Regions from separate parts of the Homo sapiens genome. Here region 1 is linked to region 2. A link is an interaction called in ENCODE POLR2A ChIA-PET data of the cell type or tissue named here. Cell type or tissue: HepG2. All regions are shown on one strand. Links, peaks and the distances in the headings refer to the core of each region. The heading gives the core; the rest is flanking DNA.

What was found. Peaks named below come from ENCODE experiments on the same cell type or tissue, not always from the same donor. Only the 100,000 strongest peaks of a DNase experiment are listed, where the experiment ranks them.
Region 1: POLR2A ChIA-PET joins it to region 2 with 5 read pairs; 1 of 35 experiments calls an interaction of 5 or more read pairs at or near these places.

Annotation. Positions count from the first base shown.
Region 1 is chr15:71,506,350-71,517,515 of GRCh38, reverse strand. The region is part of intron 7 of THSD4 (thrombospondin type 1 domain containing 4); the gene reads right to left. The region is part of intron 2 of LOC107984716 (a long non-coding RNA gene); the gene reads left to right. Among named protein-coding and RNA genes, the nearest start is that of THSD4-AS2, 180 kb to the left of the region's middle. In HepG2, for the core only: no CTCF peak of the experiment used is centred there; a DNase peak (open chromatin) is centred at 4,945; H3K27me3 peaks cover 3,510 bases.
Region 2 is chr15:71,655,675-71,666,840 of GRCh38, reverse strand. It overlaps THSD4 (thrombospondin type 1 domain containing 4), which reads right to left. Exons shown (of 18, transcript NM_024817.3): 8 at 6,107-6,311. Among named protein-coding and RNA genes, the nearest start is that of THSD4-AS2, 30 kb to the left of the region's middle. RefSeq lists an enhancer at 10,101-11,166. In HepG2, for the core only: no CTCF peak of the experiment used is centred there; a DNase peak (open chromatin) is centred at 5,530.

The sequences.
Region 1 (11,166 bases), core at 1,706-9,705, 150 kb after region 2:
TTACAAAACAAAATCCAAATATACTTAAATTTTGAATGAGGGAGATTCAGAAGGTTGGGAAGGTAAAATAGGCAGAAAGGGAGAGAAAGGACTGAGGGCTAGAATGAAAGTGAGGTTAGGACACACAGGTGAAGCAAGAGGAAGAAGAAGCATGAAAGCGAAAACACAGACACACACTGAAGAGAGACATGGACTGGGAAGGAGAGAAGGGGAGAATGGGAGTGGCGGGGATGGAAGAAGAGACAGCCCTGAGAGAGAGCTGGTTTAGAGCAGACTGAAGTGATCCATTATCAAATCAGATGCTTTGACTTGTCTTGCTGCTTACTTGGACAGTGGTCAATGAAAGAAACTATTATCTGACATTTTTGGTAGCAGTTCTTAAATTAATTCACCTTTCTTTTGATAATCTTGTATGTTAGTCTAGCTTAGGCTAATGAAAGCAGTGAAATGTCTGCTGCTTTAAGTGCCCTGGACAAACCTTAGGAAGAGTCTGTCTGATAGAACTTCCTGGGATGACAGAATGTTCTAGTCTGCCCTGCCCAATATGGCAGCCGTTAAGCTACATGTGTCAACTGGACACTTAAAATGCAGCTAACTCAACCAAGAAACTGAATTTTGAAATTTTATTTCATTTAAATTAATTCCTCAGAGTATAGTGTGTATATCAAAGGGAGAAGTGAGATATATTATGTACTACAAAAAATGAACACAAGATTTTAACAGCTATGTGATAGCATACATTAGAAAACTATAACTGGTACATCAAACTAATGATTTCAGTTACTAGAGTTCTTAGAGCAAGAAAAAAGTGAAATTGTAATTTGTCTGAAAACAAATAATGTAAATAATGGTACAGGTGGCACACAGATGTGGCATAAATTGTGAAGACAGTGTGCAAATAACTAAAATAAAAGTTGAAAATAATTTTAAAAATTAAAGTCTGGGAAATACTAGACTAGACAATGTTTTCCAATTGCATTATACTGAAGATTGGCAAATGACTTGAATTTATGACTATGGACTCAAAGAGTAAGAAAAAAGTAATTTTTCAATTGTCATAGAAGAGAAAGGAGGTATGAGACTATGAAGATCTGCCAAGGAAGCAGGGATTTACGGTATTTTAAGCCAAGCCGTGAGGTTGTTGCAGAGGTGATTGGGCCACTCACGACCAACACTCCAACCCTTGCATTTGCTCGGTGGTAAATTGGGACAAAATGGCAATGATGATATCCTGGGGACATTGTGTAGAGTAAATAAAGTATGTTAATGTAGGCTGCAAGCTGTGGAGCACCAAACACAGATGTTATTCTATTTTATTCTTTCTTCACTTCCATTAGCTTCCTCTCCTCTTCCAGGACACCACCTGTACCCCATTTCAGTGGAGAGCAGATACTTTATTTAGAAATGCTAACCATTACTAAGCATTCCGCTGTCCTGTTTCCTGTGGTACATGTCCCAAAGTGTTTCCACTTGGTCAAAAACCCTTGGCATGCCCAGGATAAGTGCTCTATTATAAAACCTAGGCCTCTGACTATAGGCTTGATTTGGGGTATTAACATAGAGCATGTGTCCTCTTGCAAGGGGAGCAACCCCCAGGTCATTACATCTGCTGATCCTCTGAAAAAGATGCCAGGATTTTGCCAGAATGTGCCCTGAAAAATAGCCAAGGCACAAATTAACACCCACTTTCCGGCAATGGGAACCATTCCTGAAAAAGCCACTTCCGTGAAACCCGAGGCAACCTGGAACAATCCAGGAGCCAAGACACAATTTATTACTTCACAAAGAACATCGAATTCTGATCCAGCAGCAAACTAGCTGCTGGGTTTGTTTCCTTTCCCACACAAGCTGCATTTCAAAGGCCTGCCACGCTTAATTTACAAGCCCAGCCCTTGAAAGGAATGCTTTAAATAGCCGAAGATTTATTGAATGTCATAACTAAAGACAATGTAGAGATTGAGCCCCCCTCAATCCCCTTGTCTTAGACATGGGGACACAGAGACCCAGGCAGGGTACGTCAGCAACTTGCTGGTGATTACACAACTACAGACAAGGACGCGGCCAGCCCTGAAACCCAGGTACTCTGACCCCAGGATCACTTCTGTTTCTGGCTCCTCCAATTTTTCTACTACACTCAAACATCAATCATGTTTTCAAATTAACATTTTTAAAGAAATGGTTTTCATTTCAAACTAGCAGAATCCAAAAGGGAATTCAGCCATTGCTTGGGAGATGGAGCTAGACAACATCAAAGGTTAATTTCTAATCCTGACAGGTGCTTCAATGAAAAGAGGTAGTACTTAGCACAGGGACGAAAGTTATAGTCCACCTGTTAAGGTGACACAGAATAACACATTCATTCACTGCTGGTGAGAATGTAAATTGCTAAAACCATTTCAAAAACAATAATTGACAATATGTATTAAATTCCTTAAGGATGTCCAAACCATTTGACCTAGAATTTCCACTTCTAGAGTTTTCCTTGAGGAAATACTGAAAAAAAGTGAGCAAATGTGTTATGTTCAAGATGTTCTCTTGTAGGGGGTAGTAGGTAGTAACTAAAAACTGGAAACAATTTAAATATGTAGTAGCAGAGGTTTGGTTAAACAAAATTTGGATATATCCACCCATAGGATGTTATGTATCCAATAGAAATTATACCCTCTGATAGAGAGAAATGTTCACTGATATGTTGTTTAAAAGGCATATTATAAAACAGCACGTATAGTATATGATCCCATTTTTGTTTAAAATGTTTTTATTTACTGAAAAACAAAAACAAAGATCAGAGATTATCACGGGATAATAAGACCATAGGAGGTTTTATTTTTTCTTCTTTTATGTATATTTTCTTTCTGCAGTGTATATGTATTAATTATGTCATGAAGAATTTTTAAAAGATCTTACGAATAAAACAAGTTTATTGTTTACTCAGCAACAAAAAACAAACTGATTCAATACCATGGATGGATCTCAGAAACATTATGTTGATCAAAAGAGGCCAAACACACAAGAATTGATTTGTAACATTCCATTTATATGCAGCTCTAGGAGAGGTGGGACTATGATGATAAAAATCCCATTTGGATACCAACAAGAGAATAACTTTAATACCTTCTCTACTGGCAGGCTCCACCAGTTGGATGATGATGCTTCTCTCTCCCACATCTGTCAAGCCCTCCTAATTACTTCTGCAGGTGGCCACGATGGAAGGGCCTCTTTCCATCACAGGTGCCATTATGAGCCTTATGCCCAGGACAGAAATGTGACCTCAGTGACTTCTGCCTTTCCTTTCTCCTGATACCTTACCTGCCTTCCTTCTGCTCCCCAGCTGCTGTGCCTCGTTCTTCCTCACCTTCCTTCTATGCTGAGAGAGTGTGATGTAGCCAGTGGGGCCCTAGCCCTGAGATCTGTTGGCCTGAGTTCAAGCACTGGCTCACCCATTTACTTAAGCAAGTAAGTCAATTTCCCTAAATAAAGCAAGTAAACAAGTAAGTCAATTTCCCTAAATGGAGGCAACTACTTTCTGACTTTCATCATCATAGTTCCACCTCTCCTAGAGCTGCATATAAATGGAATGTTACAGATCAATTCTTGTGTGTTTGGCTTCTTTTGATCAACATAATGTTTCTGAGACTCATCCATGGTGTTGAATCAATAGTTTGTTTTTTGTTGCTGAGTATATCTATTGCATGCAGAAGCCACAACTTATCTATTTACCTATTGATAGATGTTTGCGTTGTTTCCAGTTTTGAGCTACTACGAATAGAGCTGCTAATAATATTCATGTTCAAGTCCTCTGTGTCTGTATTTTGATTTCTCCTGAGTAAATACCCAGCAATTTCATTGCTGGGTCAGTTGTCCAAAGTGGTTGTACCATTTTACACGCCCATCAGCAATGTGTGAGTGTTTCAGTCTCTCATCCTCACCTTGGTATTGAGAATAAAGTAGCATTAGTGGTTCTGCAAGGAGGTTTTCGTTTGCATTTTCCTGATGATTTATGATGTTGACCACCTTCATGTAATTATTGGCCCTTCATATATCTTTTTTGCTAAATGTCAATTTAAGCCTTTTGCCCATTTTATTAAGTTGTTAGTCTTATTGAGTTCTTTCCATATTCTAAATACAAGTCCTTTGACATATAAAGTGGTTTTAAAGATACTTTCCTAACCTATCTGAAACAGGGTGAGGAGCCAATTAGACAATGCTGTAACAGTCTATGAAACTTAAGGACTGCTTTGCTTGATGGAAGTAACAATCCCGCTATGTACAAGGAACAGTAAAACTGAGGCTAAGGGCAATGCAAGGATGGCACATTTCCTAAGTACAGAGATGACAGGAAGCTCTCGGCTCACGCCATCTTGGAAAGCCTCTAGAAGTGGTGTGTGGATGTCTGGTCTCCCATGAGATTCCTCTGATTCTGCATCTTCTTCAACACTACTCATCAGCTGTGTCATGATTATCATTCCTGAGCCCTTGCTTAAATTTTGGATCAATTTCTTTGCTCTGATCTCTGTTGATTTCCTTATTCGTAAAACACTGGGTTTTGAGCTTCCTGCACCAAGATGTATGTTTTCATTTTCTAGAGTTAAAAGAACTCCTTCAAGTATTATTGCAGCTAAAAATCTGTGTCCTGACCAGGCAAAGAAGCAAGTCCCTGTAAAAAACAGAGCTACCACAAGCCCTACTCTCGTATGGATGTTTCACTCAACACTTACGCAGTTGCTCTGTCCTGCTGGGATACTGGATACTTTTTATTTCTTAAAAAAAAGAAAAAAAAGGAAAAGAATTCTAGTATTGTTTTTATAATACTGGTGGAAAAATAAACAATTGTTTAATGTTCTGAGCGGCGAGATTAAGCCCCCAGGGGAATAGGAGAGAAGATAAATCAATATTTACCAGTAGTCCTTATCCTATGTTAAATATTAGCTTAAACTTAAAAACCCGTGGTTTTTGTTGCTGCCTCGCCTTAAGCCCAGATTTCACTGGTCTTTTGCTCTTGTGGAGAAATAATCATTTCAGAAGCAGTGGGAAATATTTGAACCATGTCCATTATATATGTTTTACTGTCGTCTTTAATAGTTATTGTAAACGCAGGGGTCACAGGAAAACGCTGCCGGGCTGAAGTGGTTCAACCTTTGCAATGCAGCAATGCATAAATCTCAGTGGGAGTCAACCAGTACTCCTAATAAAGCTGTACAGTGAGCAAAATTAAGGGTAATTTGCTAGCATTTTTGAGAAAACCTGTGAGCTACACTGGAGGTTTCGTATTTCACAGATTTGCATTAACCCTCAAAACATTGGAAGTTGCTGCCCAGGCCTGTGCAGACATCATCGGAACCTCCACACCAAAGAAGAACACATTAGGCATAGAATTTGCCATGTGTTCAGCCTGGGCGGTTACCCCCTGATTTCTTAGCTGCTGGGATAACAACAAAACTCGGTCTCCAGAGAAGCCAGAGAAAGGTCTCTGTAGGGGATATGAAGCCAAAATAATAGGTCATTACATAACATTGCCTAGATGGCCCAAACAGCAGATTGTTCATTGCATATTAAAATATTCATGTATATCACCCTCCCTAGGGTTGCCAATAAAGATCCTTTATAAACACTAACTGAATAAAATTCCCGACACCGTCTCTGTGGGGGATGTGTATTAAATACCAAGCTTTTCTTATCGATGCTAAAGCTAAGCCCTGAGAGGTGAAATAACTTGCTTTAAATCGCAGTGCGCCAGGAGGAGCCCAGGTGCGCTGGCATCTGAACCTGCTTTGTAAAACCTCATTATAATTGTATAAAATATGACAAGAAATACAATCATGATACAAAGAATTTGGGAAGTTAAGTGATTACTTAATCAAAGTCACTTAAATGATTTGTGGTTGGAAGGATCAAAGAATTAATGTTACAAAATTAAGCAAAAGCCAAAACAAAAGCAGTGGGAGGGGGGAAATTTGGTTTTCCCACGTTTTAATTCTTTTGTGAAAATGAACTCAACAGATCCTTAAATATTTGTAGTGAAAGTAAATCTTTTTCCTTTTTCCTGGGAGGAAGGAAAAACAACAACAAAAATCTGTGGTGTTCAATTCAGAGTGAACACCTTGGCCTTTGAAAAGTCTCTGAATCCTCCCACCTTTATTCCCCACTTCAGCTGTAGCAGGGGAGAGAATCTATTATTCCTTCTTCAGGCCCCTAAACCAAATCTGAGAAAGAGAAGCTGGTGGAGACATCCCCAAACTCTGCCTCAGTCCAATACCAAATGTCTGTTAAAACGTCCCTCAAGACCAACTTGGTTACCAGTTCCACACACAGGCCACAAACAGTCCAACTCTCTTCCCCCTTCCTCTTTGTTCTCTCTGTTTCCCATTATTTGGTGCCCTTTCCATTTGATTGGCTCTGCTGAAGACAGAAGCCACATTTTCTTTATCTTGCTCTGTACTCAGACTTCTCCCCTTGACCCTTACAGCAAAACATCTCTTTATCACATCACCAAACATAAGCTCAGCCATCCTCTCATACAAAACATCACTCGACCACACCGCCAAACGTGAGGTCATCCATCCTCTCACACAAAACATCACTCGACCACACCGCCAAACGTGAGCTCACCCATCCTCTTATATAAGAGCCTAGCATATAGCAATACTGTCACATTCAAGCAAAAAGAATGATTCTACTTCTTTGATGGCAATCTGAGGTAAATAATGAGACTTTTAATTATCCTTCACAATGCCAAAGACTCTACCTGCTGTTGTTAAGCATGAGGTTTATCCCCAGACTACAGGTGAGTTAAGGTCTGTAGAGAGACCGTGGTCCGTAACAGAACATGAGGCTGGGCTACGAAGAAAACCTGGTTTGTCTTCAGGTCCATCTCATGCTTTGCCCTAATCCAGGCAGCAGCATTGCCACATCTCCCTGCTGTTTGCTCCCATGCTGTATTCAGGTCACTCTGTAGACGTCCTAACCAAGCAAGGACCTCCCTGATCACAGAATCTAGAAGAGCCCACTCACACCATCTTTCTCTCCAGCCTGTTTCTCCTATTCAACTTTTCTTCAGAGCAGCTATGGTCACTGATATTCTATGTCCGTGCATTTATTATCAATCTCCCCTCTGAAAGATAAGCTCCATGAGGGCAGGCACTTTTGCCTTGTTTGCAGCTGTAGCCTCAGTGCCTAGTATAGATTTGTCCTTTCAGTAGGCACTCAATAAATACAAAATAAGTGAAGGATGAACAAACAGCTGTCATTCACTGGGAAAACATTTACCGAGTACCAAGTCATAATAAAATCTACCAATTACTGAGTGTTTACCAGACACTAGACACTGTGCTGAGCGCTAGTGGCAAGCGCATTGGGTGTTCTATCAATGCAACAACTTTCTACCAATGGGCAAAGTTCTGTTTTTAATAAAATGTATCTTGCCCCAGTAGAGCAGCGACACACAGCTCTAGGGTTATTCATTACCTCCTCTTCGTTCCAGCATGAAAAGCTTCTAACTTCTGCCAATATGGATATTAGAATGATTCCTACTGTATTCATTTCATTTTTAAAAATATCGACAATAGTTATGCACTAGAGCCTGCTGGAGAAAAAAAATTCTTTTTAAAGCCAATGAAACACTACAACAACCAGATTTAAATGTTTTCATCATTCAATCTAAATAAACCAGTTGGGTAGCTTGGTAGAGAAATTCTCCAAATAGGTAACAGATGGCAAACTTTCCTGGGGAAAGTAGCTTCAGACTTAACACCTACCTAGGATCCACCACTTTTTAAAATGAAGAGTCCATTTGAGGTTCTTTATTAATTTCATATCAAATGGTTCCTACTGCCTGCAAGATACAGTATGGTGAAAGCAGCCAATAAAATATGTGGGATTTGGAGTCCAACAGACCCAGGTTTGATTTCTAGCTCTGCCACTAGCTGTGTAAAATTAAGTTAGATGCTTTGCTTCTTGAAGTCGAAATGCCCTTGCTGCTCATCTACCATTGTATAACTAACATGTAATCATTACTTGGCCTGGGGGTTGATTTTACTCCACTTACTTACAAGCTAATGAGTTAATCTATCATGGTTTCATGGATACTAGCAGAGAATCTTGGATAATGAGACAAAGGACTTTATTACTCATGGCACAGCAAGTAGCATGGATATCAGTGTTTGCAGTCGGTTCCCCTTGTCTCCAAGTCCACAGGGGCAATGCAGAGAGGTCCAGACATATTCCACATGCAGTGTGTTTGCAATGCAGTGGATGAATACTGAGCTTGGGAATGCACTGCATTCACAGCAAGCAATAAACAAGCCTGTTCTTCATTCTGGAGGTAGGCCTTCCCTCATTTCTAAATGTTGCTTACTGAAAACACAGTCCTGAAAAATGGGTCAGGTAAAGGGGATCATGTCCTCATATTCTGGTCATACCTAACATGACATGTAGGAGTATGAGTAAACCCATGGAGGACTGCTTCCAATAATAACATGATTAAATTATCCCCCCAGTTCCTACAACTCGGTATCCAAAGATTCCACCTGCCTCCTCCCTCTCTCTCAGAAATGCTTCCTTTTTTGAAAAAAAAAAAAAATCCATCCTTTTATTTTTCTTTTTGCATCACGCTCAAAGAATTCTAAAATGTTTGACCTGGAAGGCATTTTTCAAAGCAAGCAGTTGTAAAATTTTAGGTAGCTATTAAAACTTACACAGAATTTTTGTAATGCATGGAGAAGTGCTTCATATAATGTTAAGAGAAGCAGCAGGATCCAACATATTTATAATACCTAAAAATACACTACATATACATGATAGTTTTCTGTGTTTTACAAATTCTACACTGAAAATGTATCTCACTTCTCTACTCAGAAGAAAACTGAAATGCTTTAGCTCACCCCCTTTACTTTGCAGATGAGGAACTGAGAAGCATACAGGTTCAATGACCTCCCACAACACCCCACCACCCCACCCCCTGCCGCAGGCCCTTTGCAGAGCTGGTAATGAAAGGCACAGCCTCTGATTTTCAGTGCGGTGACTTTGGCCCTTGCCTCTGGGGATTTGGGAGGGACAGCAGGGCAAAACTGGGTAGGGAGGATCTGGCCAAGGTAACCATGACCATCTGAACCTGGGGAAGAAGTCCTCTGCATTTAATGACTGTTGGCAGCTGGACTCAGGTTTCCCTGCCCGTTACTATAACTGGCATGAGGGAGAAGATGAATTCCCTTAGGCCTGGGCTTCTTATGGTAAGCTACTCATTGTTCAAAGTTGGCAGCCAACTGTGATGTGGCTTAACCCAGGGCAAAACAAAGCCCTGAGACTCCAGTAGGTAGAGCTGAGGTTGGGCTCTGGTGCAAACTCCTGAAGGGCTGGCTTCAACATGAGCTATATGAATTACTTGTCTAGACAGTTCCCATTTCACTGAATCATTAAGTGGTCCTCCCGCCCCCTTAGCAATGTTCATAACTCACATAAGCATCTTTCTCAATCACATACTTCTTTTTCCTTCACTATTATTTTCAAATGACATTACTGCATCATTGTACTTTTTATTTTATTTTTTGGTAGTGAAGACTTTGCTATTCCCTAACTGCAGGAGAAAAACCCAACAAAAGTTATTAGAAGATCTAACTGGAGAAGTGGTTAATTTGCTCAGTTGAGTTAGAATGAACCCCTTGGAGCTTCATGGGGTTTGTCTCTAAAGTCCTGCAGTCTAATTCTGGTCCTGCTTCCATGGGGAGGGCATGTGGCTTTCTGATACCTGTCAAAGACAACTCAAAGTAACATTCCAACACCAAGTCCAAGCTTTTCTCCAGGCACAAAGGATATGGAGTCCAAAGATTTGGTCTTTGCCTTCCTGGAGCTTGGGGTGTAGAGGGAGGCAGATGAGGTTCTAGGTGGCAATGTGGGGAGGTAACTGCTAGAAACTGCCTGACTACTCCCCTTCTCTCCTCAGCCCCCACCTTTCAAACTTTGGGACAATGCGGGGAGCAGTGTCTCCAGCTGAGAACATACCAGAAGGGGAAGATCTGAGTGTGGCTGAAAGAAAAACACACAACTAAGTACAGGCCTTTCAGTATACTTCCTGAAAAATCTTGTGTTCTACAAAATAGTGCAGTTTATGAGAGAAATAAGAGCAAACAACTCAAAATCTGTCCAGCTTTTTAACCAGAAGCCAGGAAAACCCAAATTGGTTCCTGGAATATAATTTGACACCCCAAGTAAGAAACTCAGAACTCTGGAGTCTGTCTCAGGGAATATTAAAAACATACAACATCAAAAAAGTGGCACACTGGCTTGCAGGTGCTGGGGCAGGGCGGTGAGGCAGAGCTCTGAGCCAGCGGGGTAGCCATTACAGGTGTACAGGAGGAAGCACAACCAACTGCAGTCCTGGAGCTTCAGCGACCTCCCCTGGGGGCAGCCCGAGGCATGTGCTCATGTCTCATTTTAAATTTGCCTAATACACATCTAAAAAGGCTCCTGCCTATGCAACACCCTACTGAGAGTTTTGGGTTGTGTGTGAGTGTGTGTGTATGTGTTTGTCCTGTTGAAGTTTTCAATTCTGCTCCCACTATTCCACTTCCCCCTGCCTAGGAAAACTTACAGATGAACCAAACTAACTTGCATGGCACACTGATAACATTCTACCTTTTACCAGTTATTTGTGAACTAAGCAACGTTGTAACACAAGTTGTAACAGAACAGGCTGCACCTCACAGGGCAGCTGAGCCTGAAACACAAACCCCATGGAGCTGGCAGAAGGGTCCTGCCATGGCAGTAGCCTTGGGCCAGTTCAGACCAGGAAAGACAACCTGCTCTTCAGGCCGCCGTAAGTGGTGGAAATGGAATTGTGGGATACAATGGGATCATCTGATCCTTTACGCAAGTTGAAAGTTTAACGTGTTGTTTTGTGTGAATTACATGGATTTCTATAACCTTGTGTTGACATTCTTGTATCTGATGGGATGTCAGTGTGGGGCACTTGTGCTGGAGGGGACTAAAGGTTCGACAAAGCAGGCCACCTGCAAACAACCTGGCCTTGGTTGGCATGGGCCTTACGGGGTAGAGTCAGTCTCTGGAGACAAATTTACTGTCTCTGTGCCATGCTGATGGCAAGCTCCTCTTGACAGTACATGGGGAAGGAAGAGTGAGAGAGTCAGTACAATCCAATACTTAACCCTGGGC
Region 2 (11,166 bases), core at 1,313-9,312:
TGGTCAAACTAAATTAAGCCAGAAACTCAGAGTTAACTTTAATGTACCATCACTATAAATATATCAGCCAAGGTTTCTGGAATACATGCCTCCGTTTTCTATTTAGTTTTTAAGTTTTAAATTTTAATTTTCATATCTTAACTCTATAATTATACCTTCAGTAAGTTTTAGTAAGTCTAAAGCATTTTGAAATAAGCAAAGTATTAATAGTAAGTTTTAGTACGTCTAAAGCTTTTTGGAATAAGCAAAGTATTAATAAATAATGTCCAGTGTTAAAGATCAGAAGGCCATGTATGTGAAAATGCTTTGGAGACTGAAGTATTATATATGTGTGGTATGACTACTGTTATTAACTGAGAAGCCTAGGGTGGGAGGAGGGAGAAGATCAGGAAAAATAACTTAGGGGTACTAGGTTTAATACCTGGGTGATGAAATAATCTGTACAACAAACCCCCATAATACAAGTTTAACTATGTAACAAACCTGCACTTGTACCTTTAACTTAAAAGTTAAAAAAAGAGAATCCTAGGGATGCTCATTTAAATATTGAGGGCTTAAAAAATCATTTAAAATGAGGTAATTCAAAAAGAACAAAATACTTAGGAATACAGCTAACCAGGGAGGTGAAAGATCTCTGAAATTTTAATTCAAAACACCACTCAAGGAAATCAGAGATGACATAAACAAATGGAAAAACATTCCATGCTCATGGATAGGAAGAACCAATATCATTAAAATGGCTATACTGCCCAAAGCAATTTACAGATTCAATGTTATTCCTACCAAACTACCAATGAAATTCTTCACAGAACTAGAAAAAACTATTTTAAAATGCATATGGATCAAAAAAAGAGCCCCAAAGGCCAAGGCAATCCTAAGCAAAAAGAACAAGGCTGGAAGCATCACGTTACCTGACTTTAAACTATACTACAGGGCTACGGTAATCAAAACAGAGTGGTACTGGTACAAAAACAGACACATAGACCAGTGAAACAGAATAGAGAAATAAGGCCCAGAAATAAGGCCACACACCTACCACTATCTGATCTTCGACAAAGCTGACAAAAACAAGCAATTGGGAAAGGACTCCCTATTCAATAAGTGGTCCTGGGAGAACTGGCTAGCCATATGGAGAAGATTGAAACTGGACCCCTTGCTTACACCATATATAAAAATCAACTCAAGATAGATTAAAGACTTAAATGTAAAACCCAAAACTATAAAACCCTAGAGGACAACCTAGGTAACACCATTCTGGACACAGGAACTAGCAAGGATTTCATGATGAAGATGCTAAAAGCAATTGAAACAAAAGCTAAAATTGACAGATGGGATGTAATTAAACTTAAGAGCATCTGCACAGCAAAAGAAACTGTCAACAGAGTAAACAGATACCCTACAGAATGGGAGAAAATATTTGCAAACTATACATCAGACAAAGGTCTCATATCCAGCATCTATAAGGAACTTTCACAAGTTTACGGAAAAAAAAACAACCCCATTAAAAAGTGGGCAAAAGACATGAACAGAAGACATACTTTTCAAAAGATGACGTATGTATGGCCAACAAGCATATGCAAAAAAGCTCAATATCACTAATCATTAGAGAAATGCAAATCAAAACCACAATGAGATACCATCTTACACCAGTCAGAATGGCTATTAATAAAAAGTCAAAAAAGAACAGATGCTGGCGAGGTTATGGAGAAAAGGAAACACTTATACACTGTTGCTGGAAATGTAAATATTTTCCAACTATGGTGGAAAGCAGTGTGGTGATTCCTCCAAGAGCTAAAAACAGAACTACCATTCGACCCAGCAATCCCTTACTGGGTATATACCCAAAGGAATGTAAATCATCCTACCATAAAGACACATGCATGCATATGTTCACTGCAGCACTATTCATTATAGCAAAGACATGGAATCAACCTAAATGCCCAACAATGACAGATGAGAGAAAGAAAATGTGGTACATATACACCATGGAATAGTATGCAGCCATAAAAAGAATAAGACAATGTCCTTTGCAGGAACATGGGTGAAGCTGGAGATCATTATACTTAGAAAACCACGCAGGAACAGAAAACCAAATACCACATGCTATCACTTACAAGTGGGAGCTAAATGATGGAAGACATGGACACACACAGAGAAACAACAGACACTAGGGCCTACTTGAGGGTGGGAGGAGGGAAAGGATCAGAAAAAATAACTATTGGATACTAGGCTTAGTACCTGGGTGACACAATCTGTACAAAAAACCCCAGTGACGTGATTTTACCTATATAAAAACCTGCACATGTACACCTGAAGCTAAAATAAAAGTAAAAAATAAGATTAAATGAGGTGATTAAATCATCAGCTTCAGCATTAATAAATACAAGTCTGCCTTTTTCATAGAAATCTATTTTCTATTGTTACTGGGGAATCAGTTATTTAAAAAAATACCAAATATTTCACAGGGAAAGTTTTATTTGCATGACAAATAACTAAAGGTAATTCTGGAAACAACAGGAAACTAAAAAAAAATAAAGTTGTAAAAGTTCTGGAATCTTTGGCTGGGCATGGTGGCTCATGCCTGTAATCCCAGCACTTTGGGAGGCTGAGGCGGGCGGATCACGAGGTCAGGAGATCGAGACCATCCTGGCTAACACGGTGAAACCCCATCTCTACTAAAAATACAAAAAATTAGCCGGGTATGGTGGTGAGCGCCTGTAGTCCCAGCTACTCGGGAGGCTGAGGCAGGAGAATGGCGTGAACCCGGGAGGTAGAGCTTGCAGTGAGCTGAGACGGCGCCACTGCACTCCAGCCTGGGCGACAGAGTGAGACTCTGTCTCGGAAAAAAAAAAAAGTTCTGGAATCTTGAAAGCAATGATACAAATGTGAAGTATTCATTTCCTTTATATTGCTTATTCTGCAGATCAAACTTATGCAAATAGCTGAGTAAATTTTGTGTATCAAGTCAAATTTTACAGAAAATACAGTTTTCATAGCCAGAACTCACAAGGTAAGAAAACCAGAACCCTCATTGTTACCTAGAGAATTATGGAGAAACCTACCACATATCTCTTTGAAAAAGGTTTCAGTGTTTGACAATGTACAATGTAAAAAATAGCCGTCGAAGAGTTCAAAATAGCTAGATACACCTGGTAGTGGTTTCTACATGATCTCAAGCAATCTCATGTATATTTACTTTTAAAATATACAGACTTCACAGAGCAGGAATAGTGGGTTTGGTAAAGAGAACACCTGTGAAGAGAAAAGGGCCGTAACCAACGTACACTTCAAAAGGATGAATTTTATGGCATGTGAATTATAGATCAATTTTTTAAAAAGAGAATACACAAAGCACCCCAGGTGACGTAAGTGCTCTAGAAGGAATCTCTGTTCGTCATCTCTGGAATCTGCTTTCATTAGAGCCTGCTCTTTTGTTTCTGCTCTCTCTCCTTCACACACGGGACCTTATGTAATATTTTCATGGACGCTACCGATTTCATGTGCACCCCACTGATCTTTGGGCATAGGAAGTTGAACTTGACTTTTTGAATCACCTCTCCATTGACTTTTTTCTTTTTCTTTTTTTTTTGATATAGTGTCTTGCTTTATTGCCCAGGCTGGAGTGCAGTGGCACGATTACAACTCACTGCAGCCCTGACCTCTTGGGCCCAAGTGATCCTCATGCCTAAGCCTCCCAAGTAGCTAAGACTATAGGCATGTGTCACCGCATCTGGCTGATTTTTAAATTTTTTTGTAGAGATGGGGTCTCACTTGATGTTGCGCAGGCTGGTCGTGAACTCTTGACTTCAAGCAGTCCTCCTGCCTTGGCCTCCCACAGCGCTGGGCTTACAGACATGAACCTCCCTGCCCGCCCCTCACTGACTCCATTTTCCCTCTGCCTTCCCTTCATCTTTTTTAAGGAAAGAGGAAATGTTTATTCCACAATTTTGATGGAATCAAAACTGACAATCTCTCTGAGACAAAAGAAAGGCAATGAACATTTGTCAACTGCCTAATAGGTGTCAGGGGCTCTGCCGAGTCTGAAATATCTGTATCCTATTGAATCGCATGACTACTTATAAGGTGAAGATTCTTATTCCCATACTCCAGATGAAAACAACAAGCCTCCGAGAGCTTCCTCCATTCAGACATCCAGTAGATATTCACCCAGAATGTCTATTTTTTATTCAGGGGGCACAGCTTGAAAACTGCTTACTGAATACAACTAACTATAGCCAGGGAAAATGTACTAAAAGCAACACAAAGCTAATAAAAAGTGGCATTGTTTGCCGGTACATCTGAACACAATCACAATTCAAATAATCCCCAGAAGAACATTTCCCATTCTAGGAGGCAGGATGTTTATGGAGATGTGATCTCATAGCAGTACAAAAGAAAGGAGGAAACACACAAACACTATTTTTCAGTATTAAAAAGAATATACAAAGCACTCACTGGGAAACTAGGTTTTCTGACACTCTGGTGGCTCCTGGGTTTTGTCAAAGCAAATTGAACAGTTTTTCTTTGATTGGGTTTGTCTCTGAGTCCCATCTGCCATCCCTTCCTCCTCCCCCCCCGTAAAACCACTTAGTTTTGGCTGCATTTGACTAGATGGGGATGGAAGAGCTGTAGAATATGGAGTTCCCGAGTCTGGAGTTAACTTGTGGGTGATCCTGATATTTGAAAGTTGCAGACTTAATAGTCTTTCAAGTGCTGCAGCCATTGACTGCTGCACGGCCAGTGGCACACCAGAGGAACTTAGGTTCTGAGACTGCCCATGGGTATCATCTCTTGACAGGCTACTACACCTGGAGCTAGACTGCCTGGTCTGAACCCCAGCTCCACCTCGTTATGGTATGGTGAGCTTGGCAAGGTACATAATCTCTCTGTGCCTGCTTTCTTACATGTAAAGTGGGGATGGGAATAGCTTCTTTTCCCTGTTGAGAGAATTCAAAGATTGAATGCTTGCAACACATTAAGAATAGTGCCTGACACATAGTTTGTTTTAGGTAAGTTCCTGTTCAATAAATAATTAAAAGATAAAAATGAATATAGCTATTCATTAAACAAATGGCTCCCTTATATTGTTAACTGATTTAAACATGCTTACATCTATTAGAAATTCATAAAAAGTAATTTGTTCAAGGCCAGGCGTGGTGGCTCATGCCTGTAATCTCAGCACTTTGGGAGGTCGAGGTGGGCAGACCACTTGAGGCCAGGAGTTCAAGACCAGCTTGGCCAACATGGTGAAACCCCATCTCTACTAAAAATACAAAAATTAACTGGGTGTGTTGGTGCACGCCTGTGGTCCCAGCTACTCGGGAGGCTGAGGCAGGAGAATCATTTGAACCTGGGAGGCGGAGGCTGCAGTGAGCAAAAATCGCACCACTGCACTCGAACCTGGGTGACAGGGCAAGATTCTGTCTCAAAAAAAAAAAATAAATAAATAAATAATGTGTTCGATTGGCTTGTGGTTTTTATCAGATGGAATGCAAATAGCTCCAAAGTCCAGAAGGAAGTATCAACAAAGATCTTTTGTAGAAAAATGGGTTAAAATTGGCCTCTCAGTATTGATGATGTTGCCCAAAATGATTGCTGGAGGATTCCACAGCTTTTCAGAAGACATGCACACTACTATGTATAGGTCTGCTGCCCCAGGCAGATGAGGCAGAAAGAAGAGAAAAATGGCTTCGCTTTAGACCTCCAGGGAGTGAAGGTATAGATAGGATCAATTGTCCCTGGCCACCTCAAATCCCAACAGAACAAACACTGGCTGGTCTCCGCGCTTTGCAAAGAGCTTCTCCCATCTCAGAGCAATAATTTGGGCTGTTATCCACTTTATAACCATGTTTCTCTTGGGAAAAGCAAAGGCTGGTTTAAATGTATAGATATTAAGTATTTATCTGCAAGAAGGACTTTTTTTTTAACGTTCTCCACTCAAGCTTCTCATTTCAAGGCGCAGGCCAGGTGGTACTTTGACATTCCCCAGGGGCACTGCCTGCATGCCCCGGGACTCTCGGACACTGCTGTGTCTATCTCACAGTTCTGAAGGAATACATCATCTGGCAGGGACAGACGGTTTTCTCTGGAAAAAGACCAAGCTTACCCAAATAGTTGTTGCTCTTGTACATCTCCGTGATGTTGATTTTCGTGGCTCCCTCGGGAATCTCCACGACGCGGTGGTAGCCCAGGCTGGTGAGGGCATGCTTAAACACGCCCGACACAACCTGACAGCCCGTGTTGTCTCCTCCACACACCCCACATTTGTCCACGACTTTGTCGGAGCCTAAGTAGTCATCACAGCCAATGCTCTGCAAAAAGACAGAAAACAAAAGACTCATAGTATGTATCAGGAGCATGCAGAGGAAGGAAGGGAGAAGATCCCTGGGCAAGAAATTTCTTTTCTAGCTATTTACGAAATGTATATTCTAGGAGTGGGGTGGGAGCCACAGACGGTAAACCAGACAAGTAAATAAAACAGAGTTTGTTTGGTGGTGGTAAATGATCAGGAGAAAAATAACACTGGGAAAAAGACTAGGGAAGATGTAGGGTGCTAGAAATTTACTTAAACAGGTTGTACAGTGAAGTTGTTCTGAAAATCCCCGTTGGACTCTGGAAGGGGAGAGGATGGTCTGTGCTGGGATTTTTATATAAAGAATCTCTCTGGAATCATGACAAGTGCCACATCTGAAACTGAAGTTTGCCCTCATGTCTTCTTATAGATGCTACTCTTAGCAAAGTACCTCCAAAAGTAGTGTTCCCTGGACCAGTTTCTTAGGAAATTAAATGGTTTGGGAGCTGAACCTCTAACTGGTAACTGTGGCTCTAGAGGCCTCAGAAGCAGGACTTTTCCTTGGTTACCCCAGAGCACTTTTCCCAGAGCAGAAGGATGAAGGTAAGCAAGAGCCAGAATCATCAACAAACGAGATCATAACCTGCTAAACCACAGAGTGCTGTCTGTAGAGCTGGTCTCATCAGTGTATAAAGGAATTCTGACTTTCCTGAATTCCCTCCCCCGACAAAAGGAATCTTCCCATTACTCATTCTAAGATCTTTTTGCTTTATCTCTCCCTCCTCATTCATGTTTCCGTTGGGACCATTTTATGTCGCACACACAAATTAAACTTTGGGCCAGACATGGTGGCTCATGTCTGTAGTCTCAGCACTTTAGGAGGCTGAGGCAGGAGGACTGCTTGAGCTTAGGACTTTGAGACCAGCCTGGGCAACTCAGTGTGATCCAGTCTTTACAAAAAGTAAAAAATTAACCAGGTGCGAGGGCACACACCTGTAGTCCCAGCTACTCAGGGAGGCTAAGGTGGGAGGATCACTTGAGGTCAGGAGTATGAGGCTACAGTGATTGCATCATTGTACTCCAGCCTGGGCAACAGAGCAGGCCCTATTTTAAAAAAACCAAAAATTAAACTTTGGAACAAAATGGAATGATCTTCACAAAATCTTTTTCTACTTCTGAAGCTTTCCACTCCTGACCTCACAGGGCTCAGGATCATGTTTCCTGAATCTAAAATTGGGACTCATGTTCTGAACAAAGAATTCTGTCACTTTTCCATGAGCAGATGGAAGTGGGTAGATTATGGTTTGGACAATGAAATATTGTGAGTACAGGATTATTCACTGGGTCATGAGGATATGGAAAGATACTTGAAATCAGAATGGTATTCTAATTCTTGAGACACATATTCTCCAAATCACAGGCTTGTCCTCTTTCTTGAATTCTAAGTGCAATAATCAGACCACATCTCTAGGACAAAGTGAGCAGCAAACCAGTCAAAGTCCACTTTTGATTTTGTTATGCAACCCTGGGTCTCTTCAGGTAGGTCCTATAGGTCAAATCCTGTGGGCAGAGTCAAATCAAAAGGTGCCCATTCCTTCCCCTCTAGTTGCATGCCTGATTGAAACCTTTCTGCAGGCACTGCCCTTGGGCATTATTGCTTCCATATTCCCAAGCGCACATTGACCCATCAATAATGACTGGTCTCTCTTCACAAATAGCATCTCTGTAAAACATTATCTCTGACAGTAATAGAACATCATCTCAATATGCTCATCCACATCCAATTAGCCTTTCCAAATGCCATGTTTGCTATGTATTTCTCCTCCCTCAAATCCTTCTCAATCTGCCCCACGCACATTTTAGCAGAAAAAATAAGGAATATGTTTTCCATGTGTGATTTCCATAGCCCCACCCCCCTTGAATTCTCCCTTGCTTTGAAACAACAACAACAAAAATGTCACCATCAACAGGGGTTTTGAATAGTAGAACCCATGTTATCAAGGCAAGATTCCAACTGAATCAAGGAGATGCCTCTGACTGTCATCAAGGGGGAAGGTAGACAGGAGAGGTGGTCAACACCCATTGCCTGCCCTGTCTAGTGACATCTCACACTCCCTCCCTTCCCAACCTCCAGTCTGTTGCTGCTACCCCTGGACTCGACTTGTCCAGACTGAGCTCATTCTCATAGGGGTCCTTCTGTTAAAGGGAACAATGTGTACACAGGTAGGAAAGAACACAGAATGACACGGCTGAAGTGCAAGCCTGCTGGGAGGGATAATACGAGGCTGGAGAGTTCAGCGGAACTTGTCAAGAATCTTGTTTGCCAGATTGAAGAATTAGATTTTCATCCTATGGCATCAGCAACCCCCAGATGTCTGGAGAAGGGGAGAGCCATGCTCAGACTTGCTTTTCGGTGGTAACAATGACTGCAGTGTGGAGCGGGCCTTACCTAGAGTGGAGACAATGAACCGTCCAGTGAGTCCCTCTCCTGTAACTAGGGTGTCAGAGATATTTCAAGAATGAATGAGAGTCGCCAAAGATGGGACAGACGTCACATTAATCACATTAATCCTCAGCCCCAGCCCAGTTAGAATGGAACTATCACAAGGAAATTACACTAGCATGGATAGCTTCAGATAACCACAGACACAGACAAAATGTTATTTGATCTTGTGAATCAGACATTATATGAAAATGCTCTGCACAGTTTGATGGACACACCCCCACCAGATTTCCTGCAGAGCATGGTTGCTCTGGATCAATCTAGACATGGGAAGGAAAGGCTGCAAGAGTTTTTCCTGGTAGATGTCGAAGTAGCCTGGAGGTTGGTTTCAGTGAAGCATGCGGCTGCACAAGGATGCCAAGAACTAAAGGTGACAGCCTGTCTACCGGGAGCCATGATCAATAGCTTCCTTAGAACATACTAGGAGCACTCTTCAGTGTTCTAGTGGCTACCCAGGCCTCTAAGAGACTGAGTTCCCATGGAGTTACCAAATATCTCTCCTTTACTTCACAAAGCAAGAGGGACAACTCCAGAATGAGAACTAGGCAGACAACACATATTCAAGACCTTAATATTTAGCTGAGGCCAAGGGCAAATTACACACATGACAACTGTCCCTTCTCCTGCACAGGGCTGTTGTGAAGATCAGATGATGTAATGAGGGAAGAATTGGACTAGATGTCTAGGAGGGCATGGCTGGGGAATGACCTCTGGACTAGGATCTGAATGACATGAAGGACCTGCCATGACAAGATCGAAACACGTAAAGATGCATTTCATCACTGATATTGTTGAGTGACTACACTGAAAAGGCTGCCTGGAAAATCCCAAGCTGAATCAGACACAGGTCCTGACTTTGGGAATCTGAGTCTAACAGGAGCAATCAGACATACACATAGAGAATCACAAGCTATCAGGCCATGAGGAACGCTTGCATGCTCTATGTCGTGCTGGACAGGATCAAATCTCCTTTAGAAAGTCGATAATTAACAATTGGGTACATAAAGTCTGGAGGATGTTGCAATATCCCAGCCTGAATGAGGGGACTGGGGATGGCGTGAAGGGATTTGAGAGATGCTTAGGATGCAAAATGAACAGGCCTTTCTGACTGTCCTCATCCTCCTCCTTGCCATCTTCCTCAACATTATCATGTCTAACATTTACAGTCTTTACTATCTTCTAGGTCCTCGGAAACATATATGTTTTTCCATTTAATCCTAAAAAGCCATCTGTGAGATTGCTGAAATTTATAGGAAACTAAGACTTAGAAGACAGGTTAATTTGCCCAAGGCTAAAATGCTAATAATAGATAGAGCTTGGATTTAAAGCAAGGCCCCAAATCAAAGTCCATGTTTTTAACCATTAGGTAAAAGTCGGAGGTCAAAGGATCGGAGGTCGTGTTGAGGGTTCTAGCTTTGTTGAAGGAGTAGATCGTGACAGTGACCTAGGTGCAGAGGAACAAGTTCAAAGCATAGTTACCATGAAGCCTGGAGAGGGCCTGGCCTAGAAGTGACTCTGGCTTTCTCCTCTTGCAGGATTAAGAGGGACCAACCCCATTATGTATCTCTCTTACACTGGCTCTTTTAACATTATACTTTATACACAGTGTGTGAATACATATTCTAGCCCATCTTCCTGTTGCATTACTTTCTTATTGTTATAATGTTTTATTTTGAAATAGTGTAAGACTCATAAGAAGTTTAAAATGAGCGCAGAGAGTTTCGGTGGTCTTTCACCCAGCTTTCCCTAACGATAATATCTTACATAACCAAAGCACTTTGTCAAAACCATGTATGCCATTGACAGCAGTATACTACTATTAACTTAAGAATAGGCCTTGTTTGTATTTGTTATCTTTTAGATGCACTTTTTTTGATGTTTCATGAACTATTATCACATGTATAGATTACGTGCTATGACTTTCTTTAAAGCAGCCGATAGTCTCCTCCAAAACACAGCTGTATAATCATTAGGTATAATCACTAGCTGATGTCATTTATCAGGAAAAACAGTTTGGAATAATGGAAAGAATGTTGGGCTGCAAACCAGAAAACCTGGGGTGCAGTCCTGGCCCAGTCCCTGGCTTGTTGTGTGATGCTGGATTGGTCACTTCTCTTTGAGGTAGGTGCTGAAAACATTTCCACCACCATCCAGATCTTCTTCCCAAGGACAGTGTTCAGAAACGAATCTGGCTTGAATTCTGGTTTGTGTATCAGGAGGCTGATCAATTGGTCGCTGATAGGGACGACTTAGTGCTGACCTATGTCTAGACTCTTTCCGAGGCACCACTGCTTTGGGTGGGCAGGAGAATATGCGTTCTTGTGCTGTCTCTGCTGCTGACGAGTGCTGTATCTTTGGACATTTTGATGAG